2 separate regions of the Homo sapiens genome follow, and region 2 is linked to region 1. The links are chromatin loops, found by intact Hi-C in ENCODE. Cell type or tissue: heart right ventricle. All regions are shown on one strand. Links, peaks and the distances in the headings refer to the core of each region. The heading gives the core; the rest is flanking DNA. Region 1 holds the start of LINC02242 (long intergenic non-protein coding RNA 2242). Region 2 has its middle 120 kb from the start of LINC02242.

The links. Peaks named below come from ENCODE experiments on the same cell type or tissue, not always from the same donor. Only the 100,000 strongest peaks of a DNase experiment are listed, where the experiment ranks them.
Region 2: it touches region 1 in a loop (2.0-fold over the local background); 2 of 110 quality-filtered maps call a loop at or near these places.

Annotation. Positions count from the first base shown.
Region 1 is chr5:67,643,704-67,654,203 of GRCh38, reverse strand. It overlaps LINC02242 (long intergenic non-protein coding RNA 2242), which reads left to right and starts at 7,415. Exons shown (of 3, transcript NR_147169.1): 1 at 7,415-7,598. In heart right ventricle, for the core only: no CTCF peak of the experiment used is centred there; a DNase peak (open chromatin) is centred at 5,773; H3K27ac peaks cover 1,811 bases.
Region 2 is chr5:67,525,194-67,535,693 of GRCh38, reverse strand. No RefSeq gene overlaps it. Among named protein-coding and RNA genes, the nearest start is that of LINC02242, 120 kb to the left of the region's middle. In heart right ventricle, for the core only: no CTCF peak of the experiment used is centred there; a DNase peak (open chromatin) is centred at 4,972.

The DNA.
Region 1 (10,500 bases), core at 1,671-9,670:
ATTTTTCTGCTGATTTTGAAGCTATGGCATATATAGTTAGTTATTACCATCAGATTTTTCATATGCTTATCTAAAATTCTATTCACAGCATCTATCCATTGAATCCTCCATATTTTCAATGATTGCTCTAATTTTACTTCAATATTTAAAAATGTTTTATTCATGTACGCAAGTCATAAGTGTACAGTTTGGTAAGTTTTTATAAAATGAATAATTTAACACACTATAAAATGCCTGCAGATCAAGAAACAGAAGATTATCAGCACCCAATGAAGTTTCCACTAATCTTCCCTTGCTGGCGTTCTCCCCTCATGGGTAACCATTAGTTGACTTCTCACAGCATGCATTTGTTTTGCCTTATTTTATATTGTTATGTAAATGGATTCATGCAGGATTTACTTTTTTATTTTTGGCTTCTTTCATTCAATATTAGTTTTATGAGATTCACATACACTTTTCCATATAGTCATAAACAGTTTAGTCTTATTGCCATTTACTACTTTGTGGTGGGAATATACAGCTACCATTCGTAGGCATTTGAATAGTTTCTAGTCTTGGGATGTGTCTGCTATGTATTTTGGTAACATACATACCTAGGTGAAGTCTGAAGCCAGCATGACACTTTTTCTCATTTTAAGTGATTGGATTCTTCAGTACTTTCGGAATTCTTTACCTTTCAATTTCAGAATATCATAAGAAATTATTGATTGCTTTCCAATAATTTTGTCTAAGTGGAGTAATGTTTTCTACTCTGTACAGTCAAAACTTCTTTCGGTTAGTTTTTTTCTTTTACATTTTAAAATCTTTTTTTCAGTTTTTCATTCATACTCATTATTCATATGCAGGATCTCTATTTTTGCATTTGGTATCTATTACCTTCTATTTCCAGCATTCTGTCCTTTCCCTCTCCAATCTGTAGAACTTCCTGCTGCTAGTCCTGCATTACACTGATTTGTCTTTCTGCATTGATTCTCCTCTCTCTCTTTCTTTCTCATTCTCTCTCCCCACTTGCTCTCTATTTCAACTTATAATACAATTTTAAATTTTGAAATAACTTACTTGTTTTTATTGCTAAGCTTGTACTTTTTAATTTCAGTCTATTAACATCATTTCTTAGAATTTATATTTTATATTATCTCTTTAAAATGAAAATATCATTTACTTTTATTTGAGTCTCCCAGAATAAATATTTGTTAAAATGATACTCTTTTTTGGAATGTAATATTTATCTTACTTTTTTTCTTTTCTTTTCTTTTCTTTTTTTAAGAGACAGGGTCTTGCTCTGTCTCCTAGAATGGAGTGCAGTGGTGCGATTATATCTCATTGCAGCCTCAACCTCCTGGGCTCCAGCTATTGTCTTTTCTCAGCTTCTCAAAGCACTGGGATTATCAGTGTGAGCAACTTCCCCAGCCCATTTAGTCTATTTTATTACATTTACTCTAGTTAAAAAAGAGACAAGTCAGTCTATAACTGTCATTTTCAAAAAAAAAAAACAAAACAGGCGATAAATAAATAAATAGTATGATGTATTTCTTTTGCATTTCCTCTCCTTTAACTTAGGGGAGTTTCCTATCTCCCCATAAAATGAATGCCTGACTGCCACAAGCTAATGGAATCTATCCAGCCATTTAAGCAATTCAGCAGCCTTTGGCTGAAGAGATTGGTATGGATTTTGAGCTATTATATTCAAATAATTTTATGACTGTAAGCTTTTTCTATGTATTACGGAAACTACCTCACTAAGCTCCAGCTCCACTGAGCTGAGAGAATATTCTGTTTCATTCAGCAGAGTCAGAGTTACCAGTCATACTAGTACAAATTCAAGATCAGGAAATCCCCACTACTATGTACTTTTTGTTTGGTGAGTGGACAAACTATATTTTTTTGTCTGCCACAGCTTTTCCCCTTCACACATCACAATGCATTTACACTTATAATATGTAGCAGCAGAAATAGCTCCTAGTGAATTGAGTCCCAGATCTTCAATGAGCTACCTTCTAGAGATTGCTTTTCCCCATTACCACTCAGAGAGCATTAATAACTGTCTGAGCCAGAGACAAATACAAAAAAAGTTCTCTGGATTTCCTCAAGGACTCTCCATGCAGAACAGAGCTGGGTTCCAATTGCAGAATTGCAATGGTTTCTCCCACAGCCTCCCAATTCTTTCAGTCCTTGTCCTTTCAAACTAAGAGATATTTAGAAGAATTTCCTACAATGTTCTCTTTTTATTTTTCATGATTTATATGATGTTATTATTCTCTAAGTTGTGTGGTGGTCCATGGGATCTTTGTTTTGATTCAAAAGCCATTTTTTTTCTGATAGAAATGTCAGACATTTTATAGTATTAGATTGACATTAAGTTTCAGTGCTGGTATAATTTTATTACATATTTTTGCCTCATTGTAGTCTTTTAATCTGGTTTTGATAGTTACTAGGGAAACGTTAAAATTGTGTTTACTTTTATCTTCTGCTAAATCCCTGTATTTCCAATATTAGAAGTTCTAACTCATTTTCTTTTTTCTTTTTCTTTTAATGAATTCTGTATGGACTTAAACCTTATAGGGTATAACATCTTGAGACAATTCACTGCTTTCCTTATATGTTTAATAAATATGGCTTTTTTTAAGTTAGATTTAATAAATACAGAGCTTAACGATGGTTATGGCAACATGATTCCCAATTGCTCATTTTTTCTTTTCCTCTTTTTATTTTTGAATGAAGCAATTATACTCCTTTTTTTTTTTTTACATATGCAGAAATCTTCTGCTGGGAGTAATATTGCAACTTACTTTGCCAATAAAATTTCTGTTGCAGCAATATGGCAGGAAGTAAAGTATTTTTTCCACAGGAATTCAGCTTTAGTTGATTTCTCTAAGGTTTCCATTGCATACATTGAATACATTACAATCTAAATATAAATAAGAAATCTGTTGAAAGGCAATGGCAAAAGATACTGCTGAGAGATAGTTTAGCACTGCCTTCATAGGATTATCTTGCCTTAAAATTTCCTTTCTGTGGTGGAGTGGTACAGGACTGGGGGAAATGCAAATATAAAGGCAAATCATTAAAAGAAATATTCTTGTTTTCATTCCTTTTACTTTTTCTTTAAGACCAAACATGAAACAAGGGTTCTCAATGCTTGCTTTCTAAGAGAAGGGTGACAGTGTTCACCAAGAACTTAACCACAGCCTCACAGCCTCCAGCACAGATCATGGAGTCTTCAAAAAGCTTTGGCCAGTAACCCCGAAGCTCCTGGCATGCAAAAAAGGCAGGCAAGTGGGAAAGAAGAGAGAAATAGTATGAGGTGCCCCTAGGATATGCTTCCATATTGTCCAAGTAAACATTGTGGGAAAGACATTTTGACTACTACACAAATCACTAGAAACTCATTCAGACAAAATCTAGAACAGGGTTGGCAATTTAAAACCAACTGTGTCACCAATTTGCTACCTTAGACACGGTACCAACATTGCTCATCAGCCTAAGCCCATTCCTTCTACTTCCTCTCAACAGAACATTCCAGAAGCTGCCCCCAGTCAATTAGGGTCAGCAGGTGAGATGTCACTACTCTGCCACTCTAGACCCTAAAGAGTTACTCAATTATCTATAGTAATCTATATTTTAAGGAATTTAGGAGGACTTGCAGAGCTCTGGTATGCTTCCCAATTACTTACCAAGAAATGCCCTGCCACCTATTTTGAAGACACTGGACAACTGAAAACACGTTCACAAAACTTTGGGAAGCAATTTCTATGAAATATTTTCGGCTTATGGAATTTAGTTTATCACTGCCATAATTTGACTATAATTGATGCATTATAAGGACATGATATTAAGACCTTCTTACATGGGGAAGGCCTAGAAAAAGTGGAAAAAGAGTTTGAACCCTTTAGAGAAAGCTGCTGGAAACTCTCCACAGAAGTTTCCAGACCCAGAGTGAGTGCCTCGTTGCAATGAGGATGCTCAGAATTACCTCATTTCAGGACTTACTAGCCACTCCCAGAAAAGGTCCACTGCTAGATCCTTGGAGAAAGAATGTATTTTTAACTTTCATTTTTCCATTTATATACAAAACAGATATTCAATGTCAAAAACTGTAAAGGAGAGAGAGAAAAGTTATAAAGAAGAAAGTAAAAATCATTTGTCACTATCTTTGAAAAACTCTATTAATAGTATTTAGGCAGATATTTTAAGTACAAATTGATAATCAAAATATATAACTGTGTTATACCTGCTAGAAAGGCCATTCTTATAGGAGTTCCCTGCCTTCAAGCACAATTTTGTCTGTTGACTAAAGTGTTTTAAGGTTAAGAAGTTCCTTTCTCACCAAACTGAATCCCTCAAGCTCAAAAACCATAAAAGAACAAACTGGTACATGGCTTTTAAAGCTCAGGTTTGTGTTCTTTGAATTTTCCATTAGAAAAAAAGATATGTTTTTATTTGGAACAGGATCCAGAAACTTAAATCAGAACTAACAAAATGTCCCAATTGGTCAGTTCCATTTACTTTAGCAGTTTCAGGGTTTTTAAGATTTGGTTTCTTTTAACAAATCCATTTGATTCTCTTCTCCCCATTCCCTCATCCATCCCTTTTTAAAGGATTAACTGTGTTTCAGTATTTCTCTAATGCAAAATTATATCATTACCTGCAGTCAAGTGACAGCAGCCTGATGTTTAAATCACATGGTTGTTATAACAATGGGCATTGAAACACAGGAGAATGAATAAAGTCCTCATTGGACTATAATTTCCAGTGTTTTTGGCACTCTTGGTCCACCTGAAGAAAGGATGAGACTTTAGGAAGTGTGTTTGTTTACATTCAGCAACTGTTCTAACTCTCTAGTGGAGGAACACTTGGACAAGGAAGGTCTCTGTTCCCTTTCTAATGTTGGACATTTCTGTGTCCTTCCCTGCACATGCTGAGAAACAAGAACTGCCCACTCACTCAGTTTTTTGGATCCCTGTGTTTTGTGAGAAGGGGCAATGTTCTCCTTACCAGTCTAGGGTCAGAAACCACTCAATGACAGTGAAAGAGAACCTACAGGAGATTTACTTTCAGGAAACCAAATCTGCCAGTGAGATAGTTAAACTTGTCCTGATGGAGTGAAAAAGCAGATACAGCCAGGAGGTATGTCCGATGTGAACAGGTGCAAGACTCTCACAAGATGCTGGTTCTCCTCTTGCTAAAGACCAATGACAACAGAGTGAAGAGGGGACCATTCTGGTGATGTTTCCATGACAGCACATGAAACCCCGAAACCCCAAATCTTGTGAGAAGAGCTGCCAAACCTTTGAAAACACCACAACCACAGGGACTCCTAAAGCTTTTAGTAGAGTATCCCCCTTTACCCCCCAGAAGAAAAGTATTCAATTGACCCATCTAGTTAAATGAACTATTCACCTTCTGCTCTTGTGGTCTATAATTGTCATCCCATTGCTTAGGAATCAAGGATGCATCCATGCAGGGACCCAGCTAAAAGCAAGGAGAAGGAAAATTAATTTGTATCTAGCTTATCTTTTTTGAGTAAGCCATGAAACAACTGCATACTTTATGTCTTGGATCAACAAGGGAGCCATGCCAAATGTCAGATTAAATATTCCACAGCTGAAGTGTTTGCATAGCTTTTCAGTGGCTACCATTTAAAGAAAGAAAAACAATGATGGGACTTAAAAAAAAAATACTCCCTTAGCTTCACATGCTCACAGTGTACTGCCAGCAATTGCTCTCAACTTGGAAGGCCAGGCCATGCGTATCTTGTCCGTGGAGTGTCGGTGCCAGCTGGCAAGCAGAACCCTGTGCTTCCATTCCCTCCAGGAGCATGAAGCCCCACTGTGCATCTTGAAGGCCACAGCCGCACTGCTGTATTGTTTAACCCATAACTGCTCTGGCTAAGGAGCAAGTCATATAAAGAAGGAATTTCCTGGTTCTTGAAGTGTCTATCATGTTTCACCAATGAGTTTGCATTCGCCGCATGTGTTTTCAGTTTGGGTTGGCTCTGTGGGGATGCCGAGGAAACTGGAGACAGATCTTTATTGAAACAGAATAATAAGTCTGAACAAATCAGCTTTATTGTCATTGGCTCTGGTGTGGTTTGGATTAATTTCAGCTTTATATTTCTAAAGGATTGCTTAAGAGGTGATGCTCTCCAATTCCAGGTTATGTAAAGGAAGGGAGAGAACTGACATACCTTAAGTAACTACTAAGTGTCAGGAGCTTGCCTGCATTATCTCAATTACTTTTCCTAACAATCCAATAAAGTCGTTGTTCCTCCATTCATCTTACTGATGAGAAAACGGAGGTGCTGAGAGGGTCATTCACTTGCCTGATGTAGCACAGTTAGGAATACAGCTGTGGAGTACAATTGGTTTGTTTCATCTTAGATCTGCTGATCATTTTCTGTGACCTTGGGCAAGTCACTTCACCTCTCTGCTCTAACTTTCGCATCTTCAAAACGTGAATGATAATGAGAATCCTTCACAGAGAGTTAAAGAAAGCAATGTGTGTAAGGTGATCAGTGCAGGTAACTGGTCAATAAATTCAGCCATTGTTATATGACAGTGCGGAGACTGAAACCTAGTGCAGCTCCCTTCCAAGCTGGTGCTGATTTCCCTCACCAGTCTAGAGATCAGTGCCACCCTTCTCCATGGGGAAGGTTTAGGTGGAACTGATACTCGAGAGACTAAAATTACAGGGTGATTTAACATCCTTGCTTTAAAAGTATATTCCCTATTGGGGCAAACAAAGCCTGTAGTTCTGGCTCAGGCTTGTATTTTGGAAAAAAAAAAAAAAAAAAAAAAAAGCTCTCTGAAAAGGAAGTAGGAGAAGAGAGAAGTGATGTGAGATGTGGAAGTTGCAGGGCTGTCATCTCACTGTCCTGGCCAGTTGCTTGGATTCAGGATGAAAAAAGGAAAAGTTGCCTGGTAATATGTTTTCTCATGACAGCTGATGTCTAGTCTGTTCACTGCAGCAAAAGTGGAGCTTAACCGATGATTTTTAACAGGCATCACCATCATAATGCCTGGCATCCTGGTGCTCAAACCCCACCTGAGTGCTTCCCACGTGCCAGGCTTTCGGCTGGCCTTGGGATACAGAGATGAGTAAGACATGGTCCCAGTTCTTGCAGAGCTCCCAGATGAGTGATCAAATGAGCCTTAGAGCACAGAGATCTTGCTCACCATAGAGAGAAACTATTTATATTCTAGACCCTGTAGAATCATCCAGAAGGAAGCCTTGTACACATCATTATCTATCACATAACCAGGAATTTTTGAAGCTTTGTGAAGCAGCTTAGGTAACTTTTAAAACAATCCTCAGTGAGAAAACAAATTCCACAAGTAGGAGGGAGGCCGCCCATAATGCAACCAACTTGGTTAATCACTTGGAAGTTCTTCCAGTCTTGCGAGGACTTCTTGGGCACTAGTTGTACCAATAACTAACCCCAAGGAATTGGACTCAGAAGAGCAATACAAATTGCAGCCTTGCCACTTACGAGCTGAGAGATCTTAGCCAAAATAACTCAATCTGTCTGAGTTGTATTTTTTATCAGTCGACTGAAGATGAATAATATTCAGGCTACAAGTTTATCAAAGAGTTAATAGGTGAGTATCTATGAAAGCCCTTTTTATTCAGTAAAGATGTATATACATTTGTTCTTGTTACTTCTCTTCATACTTTCACTTTCATTTATTTTGTATAAAATTTGCATAGTGTGACTTTTAGATTTTGGGCTTCTTGCTTTCTAGTTTGATGTTTATGAATACTTCAATAAAGAGAGGGTGGAAAAGGATAGCAACACTGAGCAATTTTTTAGTATCACATCCATGAGGAGCCATAGGTAAAAAGAGGTGACTGAAACTATGATTCTAAAGCCTAAGCAATATTCCCAAGGTGAGAAATCTAGTACGAAGTTGAATTGGGACATCAGCTACTGTCTGCTTGACTTCAAAGCACAGGTTCTTAACTACAATCTACCTTGTGTCTGAAAATGATGATAATATTAATAATCTGAAATGGGAAAGGATGACTAATAGCAATGTTCATTCATTATGTTTATAGGAAAATGAAAAGTGATGTTTATGGCTTTTCTTTGAGGGGAGAATAAGAATTAAAAACCTGTACTTATTGTTAGGAATTTATGAAATATGATCTAAGCAAAAGACAAGTAAAAACTATGAAATATTATGAAAATTTGTGGTGTCTTTTTACAAGCCCCTTCTCTAGGGTCTTGTGTCATTATCACCCTTAGCTGGAAATAATCTCAACTCTGAATTCCCAGAACCACTTTGAAGAATCTTTTGTGTGATTAAGACTCCTGGCTGGGCGCAGTGGCTCACTCCTGTAACCCCAGCACTTTGGCAGGCCGAGGCAGGTGGATCACTTGATCTCAGGAGTTTGAGAACAGCCTGGTGAACATGGCAAAACCTCATCTCTACTAAAAATACAAAACTTAGCCAGGCATGGTGTTGCACGCCTGTAATTCTAGCTACTTGGGAGGCTGGGGCACAAGAATCACTTGAACTTGGGAGGCGGAGGTTGCAGTGAGCCGAGATCGCGACACTGCACTCCAACCTGGGCGACGGAGTGAGACTCTGTCTTACAAAATAAATAAATATAAATAAATAACCGGCGGCCTCAGGGTATTTGCACTTGCTGCTCCCTCTGCCTGGTACATTTTTTTCCCAAAAACCTCTTGGATCATTGCTCCCTTCATGGACACATATGCTCAAATGTCCCTTATCAGACAGACCTGACTAGAGCTTTTCTTATCACTTTGTACAAAATGGCCATGTGCCCCTTATTACTCTTATCTATTGTCTTACTTTATTTTTCTTCAAAGCACTTCCCACCACCAGACATATTTAACATTTTATATATTGACTGCTTCCCAAACTCAGATACAAATTCTCTAAGAACACAGAATTTCTTTTGTTTACTGCAGTCTCCCGAACATCTAGAATAACACCTGGCACATAGTTAAATGCTCAAAGCATATTTGTTAAATAAATGAATGAACAAAGAATTAATGAATATGGCCCTTTATACTTTGTATTTTTGTTGGTTATATGAGTCTTACATCACCTGGGAAATTGAACTTTCTGAGGGCAAGGTCTATGTCTGATTCACTTTCAAATCTCTCTAGGTTCTAACATAGTACTTAAAATTGATTGAAAATTTACATAGATTTCATATACAAGTGTCTCATTTGTGGCCTAACAACTCTACACAATAGATTGGTATTCTTATTCCTATCTGTCTTAGGTTAGGCTGCTATAACAGAATAGCATAGACTGGGTGGTTTAACCAACAGACATTTATTTCTCACATTTGTGGAGGATGGGAAGTTCAAGAACAACGTGGCAGCCAATTCAGTTCCTGGTGAAGACCCTCATCCTGACTTGCAGATGACTGCCTTCTTGCTGAATCCTCACATGGTAGAAAGAGGGATAGCTCTGGTCTACCTCTTCTTATAAGGGCACTAATCTCATTGTAAGGGGCCCACCCTTGTGACTTCATCTAACCCTAATTACCTCCTAAAGGCTCTACACCCAAATACAATCACACTGTGGTTAAGGCTTCAATATAAGAATTTTGGGAGGACTCAGACTTCATTCCATCATATCATTTTACAGATGAGAAACCGTAACTCAGGGAAGTTTAATGATTTTTCCAAAGTCAGAGGTCCTGGAGGAGTCAGAGCTCAAGTCTAGTTCTTACCATAAGCCCATGATTCTCTCTTTTAAGGGCCACTGCCTCTTCTCGTGTTACAGCACATAAATAACTACTGCCCCAGGGCTGAATAAATGGGCCCATTTGCATAAGCAGGACTCCATTTGCATAAGCAGTACAAAAAAGGCAGGACTCCTCAGAAACATACAAAGCCTTTCACAATGTCAACATGAAGGTAAATTTCTACTTTCATTTTTAGGGTTTTTAAATTGCTTTTTTAAATTAGACATGGTTTTTAAAGTTTTCTCTGTACTAGCGACTCTATCTTCACCTGTTACTCTCTTCCTTTAAGTTGAAGGAATGAAGGCTCTGTGAGAAAGAATAGCACAAGTCGGCCACATACCAAGTAAAATGAAACAGAATTTGAACTCAGACCAGGCTATCTCTTTTGTACCCACAGGAAAGCCCAGTTCTTAGTATGGCCATTGAGAAACTATTCTGTGCTCTTACATTTGATCTGCCTGCTCCAGACCACATGGGTCAGAATAGCATCCTCTTCTCCCATAGAAGTGGAAAACATATGAACATGGAAAACTTACAGCCTCAGTCACTCATTCTTCTCTCCTAAGTTAAAAATAGTAATTCATATAACATATATATATACACATATATATACACACACACACATATATATATACGTGTGTGTGTGTGTGTGTGTGTGTGTGTGTAAGTTTTTTAAGTCCTTAAAGGCCATATGTTTTTCCTGGATTTGATGAGTCCTTTAATCCCCAAATATTTCTGTAATTTGTCATTAAGCTTCAGAACTCCTAGAAT
Region 2 (10,500 bases), core at 1,093-9,092, 120 kb after region 1:
GAATTACATCTCACCTGTCCTCTGTGCTTTGCTAACTTATTGAAGACAACATGATTTGTGGAGATAAAAGTAAGATGATGCCTTTGGCTGGGTTTTTCAAGGACAAAAGAAGTAGTTCTAGGGTGCTCAGTATGCAAGCACCTGCCTTATAATTCTGCTGTGCAAATGTCAACATCTTGACACAGTTTTTTGGCAGAGGTCAAAAAGGCAACACAGAAGCCTTAATTAACATGTAAAAATCATGGTGATTTAACTATATGGGAAAGAAAATGGCTACTTCTGGAAATCCTTCCATTGCAAATTTCTGGAAAAATGAGAAATTGTTTCTATCTGCAGTGATCTTTAAAGAGATAAAACATGAATTGAGAAGATGAAATACAGGATCCCCAAATTCAGGGAATAATGTTTTTTTATTTATTTATTTATTGGTAAATTACTGTCAAAGAATGAGTCAATCATAGAGAAGGAAAAGTGTGAAAGACTGTCCAACTTAGCATTTGAAAAAATACATTTAACTGAGTGATGCTACAAAAAACATCTTTATCTTTTCTAGTTCCAAAAAGTATTTAGGGTAGAATACATACACGATGTGTTCTAAGCCAAGTGAAACAAAATGTACCAGAAAAAATATCTGAAAGAAATATGTTAAAATTCAGAAAATGTTGGCCTTTCAGTGGTAGGATGACCAGTAACTTTTTTCTATTTTTCCATACTTTTTAGTATCTACATGTTTTCTATATGAGGCATTTATAACTTTGATAGTCACGAAGTAAAAGGAGGTAGGGAACATACACTCACTTATATACCAAATATCTATGGAGCACCATACTTGTTGATAGAATAGAAAGAACACATTTCTAAATTAAGTTCCAGAACCAGCTATCTCAGAACCTTCCTGGAAGCTTGTAACTGGATTTCCACCCTAGACCAAGTTAATCCTTATCTTCTGGAGCTGGGCTCAGGAAGCTGCATGTCTGATAATGACCTGAGGAATTTTTGCTCAGTAGTTTGAGAAACTCTGCTATTGGAGGAACACAATTGGAGAATCTCTAGGCCTGACTAATCTGAAAGGCTTTTATGAGCTGAGACTTAGAGGAAGAGAAATAGCTTGACAGATAGAAAGAGGCACAGGAAAAAAATTAGCCAGGCATGGTAGCATGCACCTGTAATCCCAGCTACTTGGGAGGCTGAGGCAGGAGAATCACTTGAACCCGGGAGGCGGAGGTTGCAGTGAGCCGAGATCATGCCACTGCACTCCAGCCTGGCAACAGAGTGAGACTCTGTCTCAAAAAAAAAGAAAATTGCATTCAGTAGACTTTGTTTGTTTACTTTGAATAGTGCTTATACTCACCATAATCTTACCATTTAAACAATTATATAGGATAGTAAATGAAAGTATCATTTTTTTTCAAGGTAATTGGTATTGACAATTTGGTGTTCAGCATTCCTGCTATTTCTCTGAGTTTGTAGACAGATGGGTCAACATACATCCTTTTCATGTTGGTATTTTGCACACATTAGTCCCCATTCTTAAAGATGTTCTCTCACCATTCACTCAAGTGTCAACTCATGCTCCAGGTCTCATATTAAAAGCCATTTCCTCAGAAAAAAAGATTCCAATCTCCTCCAAACTAGGCCAGATTCCCTGGCATATTAAGAATCAAGAGTGTCTTGTTATTTCAACTAGCAGGTGTTTATAATAAGTATTTGTTAAATAATTATTTAATTCTATGTTGCAAGAGACATCATTCAACATACATCTGATAAACCAATTTTGTTAATTATATTATCCAGCCCCTCTATCTCTCTGCATTTTGTTTGACTTTCAGGTACCCCATCAAAGACAGTTAAAATCTCCACTATAGTTGGGTTTCATTGTGTTCAGCAACTTCTCCTTAATTTCTAACAATGTTCCTTGCCTTGCCAAGCTCACGTTCTAATCAGGTAGTCAGTCAATACAACAAGCAAGCAAATATATAAAAATATATTTGTTAGTGGAAAGTATGATATTTTCATCATAAATTTAATCCTCAATCAATATAGAAATATAACCTTCCTGGTTTTTGGTAATAATTTCTACCTTAAATCTTTTTTATGCTAGCATAACAATTTCTACTTTTTGTTAGCATGTCCTTAATACAACTCTGCCCTTCCTTGTACTTTTAATGTTTTTGTTTTATTTTACTTTGGGAGTCTGTGTCTTTTAACAGGAATTTCATCCACTTTTATTACTGCAATTGATATTTAGATTTATTTGTGTTTTAAATGTACAGTTGGTTTTATATTATTGACTTATTTTGGGGGAAATGGGAACATGTAAGGAATATGTACATTAATATAGCCCGGAAATGATATTATGAATGAAGAAATAGGATGTAAAGGAGCCAAGGGAAAAGCATTTCATCAAAAGGTGAATGTATGATCAACAAGCTCAAAAAGCTACAAAGAAATCAAGTAAAATAATGATTGACTTTGACAACTTATAAGTCAACAATGGCTTTACATTTTCAGCAAATTGAGGAAAGAATGAAAGTTAAAATCAAAGGCAAATAATACACATTATCCTCTTTAAGAGGTCTTGCTGAACCTGTGGAACCTGATAGTTCCACTCTGTTCATTTCCTTTCTCCCTCCTCTGTCCTACACACACACACACACACACACACACACACACACACACACACACACACGTTGCAATTACCAACAATTGTATTAAGAGGAATCTGGGCATACAACAAATATTCCATCTCAGTAAAACATCTATGACTGTACTAATCAGCTGAGCTAATCCTCCAGAACAGCTTTTACTGCACATACCACTGTCACTTGACCAGTAAATATTGATCCCCGCAGTTATCGGCCTGTGTAGCTGTGTCACCTACTCCCAGGAGTTGATTTGCCAGACTCAGATGTGTTTATTCCAGACTTTATACAAAGTATCCTGGGACTTTTTATTTTCTTTTACAGTCATAAATTTTTCTGTGTTCTTGTTTGCATCTTTGTTATTTGATCACTATAGGAATGTAGCCTTTGAGAGAAAACCTTTCTTAAAAAGACACTCAGTGTAATTCTTTGACTGGAGGCAAACAGTAAATTAAACTTAAATTCAAGTGACTACAAAGTGAAGAAAAAGGTCAGCAAGTACTTATTTGATAAGTGGTTTCTCCTTTTAATTGTTCTGATTACTTTTGAAAGAGCAGCAAAATTTACTACTTAGAAATTGCATTATCTAAAGTTGCCTGCTAATCTGCAGTCTTGTGGGCCAAGCTAAGTTTGAAGCATCAGAGATGAGAATCCTGATGTTTAAATTCAGATCCAAATTGTGTTTCTTTCTAGTTGAGTAAACTTGGGAACAACCCTCAATTTCCTGGACTTCGATTTCTTAATTTCTCAACTAAAATACAGAAATAGCTTCTGCAGTATTATTATTGGATTAACTGAGAGAGTGCGGTATGCTTGTTTACTGTAAATGAATGAGTATTATATGTTAGTAGGAAAGGCAGCAAGGTGTAGTGAAAAGAGCACAGATGTAGAACCAATCAGATCTGTATTCAGGTCTCTACTTTATCACTTGCCATCTGTTTAAACCTGAGCAAAATAACCTCTCTGAGCTTCAGCTTTCTCAAATCTGTGAAATAGGGAAAACACTAGCTAACCTAGGATTTGCTAAGAATTCAAAATCAATCATATAGGTAAAATACTAATAATATCTAATATACAGAAGATGATCAATATATATTACATATTTGAAACCTCATTATTACTGCTACAACTGAGAACATCCAAATTATTTTGAGTAAAAAAAACTATTTGTATACGGAAATATTTTTGTCTACAAGCTAGCTGGAGAACAAGTGAAGTAAAAACAAGGATGAGATATTTTAGGGACAGAAAGCATCCACATCCAGTCTGATGTCCTGGCTCATTTTCTAGAACATTTCATTTAATTCAGCTTTCCTGAATTTTTTTTACCAGACTTCTCATAGTTCTTTGGAAGGGGCGAAGATATTATGTAACAAAGATGGGAGCTGCCACAAATATTATTGACTCCAAGGATCCCAAAGACCCTTTTCTCCTCCTGTTTCTGTTTGGTTATAAGCAAATCATGAAAGCACATGGTGTTAAAATTTACACGAAGATCTTTTTTTTCTAATTTTCCTTTCATATATTTACATTATAAACCTAAATACATTAAAAACCCCAAATGAAGCCATTTTATAGTCATTGTAACATGAAGTCATATTATATTCCCAGTCATATTATATTCCCATATTATATTCCCCATATTATATTCCCAGAAGTCACTCTTCTGAATATATTGACACATGTCCTAGTATATTCCATTCACCACCTAGATTGGTTTTAGGATGGAAAGGTGGAGACAGTAGATGTTTGCAGTGCTTGGAATAAATTTCACAAGTCAACACAATGACCAAGAAAAACATACTTTCATTCAGTGTGATTAAAACCCATCCTTAATTTCAATCCATAACGTCTTAGACCACCTCAAGTCAAGAACCTCCTCTATCTTCTTTAAAGCATCTTAACTCTAAAATGCACTGATGAGGTAAAATCTCCTCTCTTCATAATTCTAAAATTATAATCATATGTTTGATGCTAAATACTGCCTGGATCTCTTATTCCAAATTAAATTAATTCTCAAAGGCAACTCTAAATTAGTGATAGCCATATGCTCTCATTTCAGCAACAGGCACACAAAGCTATTTCTAGGATATTATTTTATTGTGTAATCGTCAGTAATATCATTTTTACAGTTTTCTCCTATACTATACTGACCACAGGAAAATCTAGGTTAGTAAGCATGACATCATATATGACTCCTGGACAAATTATATCAGTAACACCTGCAGATCATATATAAAAACTCCAGGACAGAAGCCAGAAAGGGGCCTTGGAGCAGAGCCAAACTCCAGTCTCGGAGGCCACATTTAGCGCAAGTGAAGCAGCACCGAGCTGAGTTTGTGTGTGATGAATTGGCCCCAGAAGGCACTGCCATACCATCAGTCACCATCACTGTTATGTGGCGGTGACTCCTGGCATGACAATGGGGGTTGGGAGAAAGGGATAAGTTCCCAAGTCACTGGGAAGTTATTAGTAGCTCTGCTTATTAAACTAGTTTCCTTTCTTCTCTCTTAATGCTATATCATACACCTCAAATATCATAGCTGCTTCTATAAAAATGAGAAAAGCTTGTCTCAAATAGAGGGAAAAAACATATAGAAGCCCTTTATGCAAAGGCAAAATGCAAATAGACAGTTAAGATGAAGAAACCAAACCATGCAGGCAGGAGAAAAAGCAGTGCTCAGAAAGAGATGTCTTTACTGGAAGAAAAGTATGACAGCCCTAGAGTACCTAGAGGTGATTACCTGCTAGATTCTAATAAGAAATGCCATTCTCAAATACACCAAAAATTGACCCAGATTGGTATTTTGTCTCACTCAGTGTCCATAAGCAGCTTCTTTCCAGAAAGGTGTGGTTGCTATTTTTGCCAGCAACTTTAATTAGAAAACAAAAAGAGCTGGGAGTGTACCTAGGCCTCCGTATCCTCTTTATCCTCCTTTTATTATATGTACCAAGTTATCCTAGAAAATCTAATGGATTCCCAGAGAGAACTGTAGCTGGTGAGACGGTTCTTTTACTGCCCATATACTGCCCTTCCAGTTGGTGGAAGGCTTTGTCCTGGAAAGGAGGGATTCTCAATGTTTAGCTGATAGTGGGTTTGAAAATGGAATATGGAACATCTCATTCACAGAAATTAAAAGAAAGTAGAAGTGCAAAATATCTTCCATTTATCATTATCAGAGAACATCAGGGATCATAGTCCCTTGATTCCTATTATAAACATCTTTTGAGTTTTGTTATCTCCCCTTTGTGTTATTTTCATTTTATTATACTCCGACTCTTTCCCATTACAAACCTAAAAATACAAAGGGAGGATAAAAAGGGCACAGAAGATTTTTAGGGCAGTGAAAATACTTCGTATGATTATGATAATGGTGGATACATGTCATAAATTTGTCCCAACCCACAGAATAGACAATATTAAGAGTGAGCCCTAATGTAAACTGTGGACTTGGGTTGATAATGCTTTATCAATGCAGGTTCATCAATCATAACAATTCTACCACTCTGGTAGGGGATGTTGATAATAAGGGAGCCCGTGCATGTGTGGAGGCAGGGAATGAGATGTCACTGTACCTTACTGTCAATTTTGCTGTAAACCTAAAACTTCTCTAAAAAAAAAAAATAATAAAGTCTTCAAAAAAAGACATAGGGTAGCTCCTGGGCCAAATTTTGGTTGAAAATCTATAAGCAGAAGGTTAAAGAAGATGTCATAGTTTCAAAAGCTGCTTTTACCTGGAAATCTACTGTTTAAACTCTGTTTCCAGCTGGGATCTGAGAGAGAGAGTTCAAAGGTCCAGGCTCTGTCCAGAGCTGGGAGACTTGTAAGAGAACTTCTCTCTATTGAGATGGGGTCCCAGGAGCCTACTCTCTCTGATTTAAGGACCTAGACATGACTCATCTCCTCTCAACCGTGGCGAACTACAGAGAGAGCTGTCTTGATAACACATGATGCTGAAGAGGTAAAAAGAAAGGAAGAAAAAATGCTGTCCCTGAGGGGCTGTGACTTCAGAACAATGCTAGCATGAATCTGGACCTAGAGTATGACATGAGACCTATTCCGGAGACCCAGAACTGGGTTTGAGGCAGCCCAATGGTAGAACCTTAGGTAGAACAAGTTCTACAGCAAAATTGACAGTGTCTGACAAAAGCAAACACAAATTCTAATTAAACTCACTAAAAAAGAAATAGAAGTTTTGATTACTTTATAACTTTTTAAATGAATTATTAGTTATAAATATTTACTCAAAGAAAATCCTAAGTTTACATATCTTCATTGGAGAATGTTATAAATGTTATTCGAGGAAGAAATCATTCTAGTCGTGGCCAAACTCTTCCAAAGAATGGCATAACACTGGTAATAAAATCAGATAAGAACAATATGATGGAAGAAATTTATGAATCAATTTCTTTCACAAACATAGATGCACAAACTAAAAAATTAAATAAGCAAGCTGAATTCAGCAAAATATAGAGAATAATACCTCAGTACTAAGTCGTTTTGTCTGTTTAAATCTAGGAATGCAGGGTTTGTTTAGCATTCAAAAATCAAACAAGATAAATTACCACATTAATAGGATGAGGGAAAATTTATATTATTATCTCAATAAATGCAGATAAAGCATTTGATAAAATTCAAAGTCCATTTATAATACAAACTCTTAGCAAACTAGGACTAGATAGCATCTCAGGGAGGTTTTTCACTATAATACCACTGTTTAACAAACAAACTCCAATCTCCAAATCTTGGTGGCTTATAACACTGATTACAAGCCATGGGGTAGGGTAAGGCTCTGATGGACTCAGCTGTGATTGGTTGGGCTTATCTCAGGCTGAATGTTGTGATTAGTTCTGTTCTATGTATTTTCTGATTCTGCTCAAAAAAGCAGCTATCAAAGCATATTTTTTTCTCATAGTGATGAAAGAGGAAGACAAGTAAACCATGCAACCACACTTAAAATACTTGTTTACATCATATTCACTAATATCTCCTAGGCCAAAGAAAGGTCACATGGTCAACATCAAGGAATGGAGAAATAAATTCCACCAACAATAAGACACAATAAGCATTTACATGACATAATGTGTGAATGTATGATTCTAACACAGGGAAGGAATAAAGAATTGGAAACAATGATCCAGTCTGCTTAGTCCAATGAAAGTAGTTATAGAAACTCCACAGCCAACATCATATAACATGATAAAAATTAGAAGTTTTTCTTTTGGTATTAGATATAAGACAAGATTTCCTGCTATCATCACTTCTATGCAACATTGAGTATGTTAAGTGAATTATGAATTTTTAAAAGGATATAAGAATTGGAAAGGAAGAAAAATTGTCACTATTTGCAGATGATAGGATTAAGTATGTAGAAAATCCAAAAGCATCTACATGTAAACCTTAAAATTAATAGGAGAACTTAGTCACTGATACAAAATTCAATATACAAAAATCAACTGCTTTTCTGTATACCAGTAACAGTTAGAAAACAAAATTTTAAGAGTGAATTTATTTACCAAAGCCTCCAAAATATCAAGAACCAAGGAGTAAAACTCATCAAAGATGTGCAGGAGCTCTAGATAAAAGTTATAACACTTTAGTGGGAAATATTAAAATTTAATGAACAAGACGTTTATTATCTTCATGATTTGTAAGATTTTGAAAAGATGTCAATTCTCCCCAGACTGATTTATAAATTCAGTGCAATTCTGGTGCAAGTCAGTGATTTTTAGTATATTCTCAGACTTATAAAACTATCGGCTCTATCCAAGTGTAAAATATTTCCAATTCACACTAAAAAAAAATACCCTGTACCCATTAGCCACCAACCCTGTTCTCTCCTCCTCTCAGTCCCTGACACCCACTAATCTACTTTTTGTCTCTGTCAATTTGACTATTCTGAAAATCTCATTTAAAAGGAATTATACAGTATTTGGTCTTTTGTGACTACATTCTTTCATTTAGCATAATGTTTTCAAGGTTCATATATTTGTAGTACATATCAATAATTCTTTTTTATGACTAAATAATATTCCATTATATGGATATACCACAATTTTTAAATTAATCCGTCAGTTGACGATTTCAGTTGCTTTCACTTTTCAGGTATTATGAATAATGTTTCTATGAATGTTCATCTACAAGTCTTTTTGTGGGTGTGTGTTTTTATTTCTCCTGTGTCTTTATTTCTTAGGAATATAACTGATGTGTCATGTGATATCTCTATGTTTAACATTTGGAAGAACTGCCAAACTGTTGTTCCATAGTGGCTACACCATTTTACATTCCTACCTGCAATATATGAGGGTTTCACTTTCTCCACGATTTTGTCAACACTTGTTATTTTGTCTTTTTAAATGTTAGCCATGTTAGTGATTGTAAAGTGATATCCCACTGTGGTTTTGATTTGTATTGTTTTTAACAAGTAAGGATGTAGAGCATCTTTTTACATGCTTATTGACCATTTGTATATTTTCTTTGAAGAAATGTCTATTCAAATCCTTTGCCCAGGTTTTTAATTTAGGTTGTGTTTTTATTGATGAATTGTAAGAGTTCCTTATGTATTCTGGATATATGTTTTGTATCAGACACATGATTTAAAAATATTTTCCCCTATTTTGTCAGTTGTCTTTCCATTTTCATAATGATGTCCTTTGAAGAACAAAAGTGTTAATTTTTAATAAGTCCAATTTGCCTATCTTTTTCTTTTGTTGCTTGTGTTTTTGGTGGTGTATTTTTTTTTTTTTTGAGACAGAGTCTCACTCTGCTACCCAGGCCAGGCTGGAGTGCAGTGGTGCCATCTTGGCTCACTGCAAGCACCGCCTCCTGAGTTCACGCCATTCTCCTGCCTCAGCCTCCCAAGTAGCTGGGACTACAGGTGCCAGCCACCACACCCAGCTAATTTTTTGTATTTTTAGTAGAGACCGGGTTTCACCATAGCCAGGATGGTCTCGATCTCCTGATGTCATGATCCGCCCGCCTTGGCCTCCCAAAGTGCTGGGATTACAGGTGTGAGCCACCGTGTCCGGCCTTGGTGTTGTATCTTAAAAACTATTGTCTAACTGAAGGTCACAGATTTACTGCTGTGTTTATTTTTGAGAGTTTTATAGTTTTAGCTCTGAAAATTGTGATCCATTTTGAGTTCATTGTGTATGGTATGAGATAGAACTTCAAATTCATTATTTTGAATGTCAATATTCAGTTTCACAGCACCATTTGTTGAGAAGACTGTTTTATCCCTCATTGAATGATATCGGCACCCTTGTTGAAAATCAATTGACCATCAAAGTAGGAATTTATGTCTGTATTCTCAATTGTATTCCACTCATCTATATATGTATTCTCATAGCACTACCACACTATAGCATTCGATTACTGTATCTTTGTAGTAAGTTTTGAAGTGAAAAAGTGTAAGGCTCTATGTTCTGTTTCCAGATTATTTTAGCTATTCTGGGTCCCTTGAAATTCCATATGAATTTTAGGATTGGTTTGTCATTTACTGCTAAAAAGGTAACTTGAATTTTGATAGGAATTGCATTGAATGTGTAGATCATTTTGAGCCATATTTTCATTTTAACAATAGTAAATCTTTAAATCCATGAATATAAAACATCTTTCTATTTACTTATGTCTTTTTAAATATCTTTCAATAAAGTTTTGTAGCTGCACGAGACTTTTACTTCTTTTATAAAATTTTAATAAAACTCCTAAGAATTTTATTCTTTATTTTTTTATTATACTTTAAGTTCTAGGGTACATGTGCACAATGGGCAGGTTTGTTACATATGTATACATGCGCCATGTTTGCAGATAACATGATTGTATATCTAGAAAACACCATCGTCTCAACCCAAAATC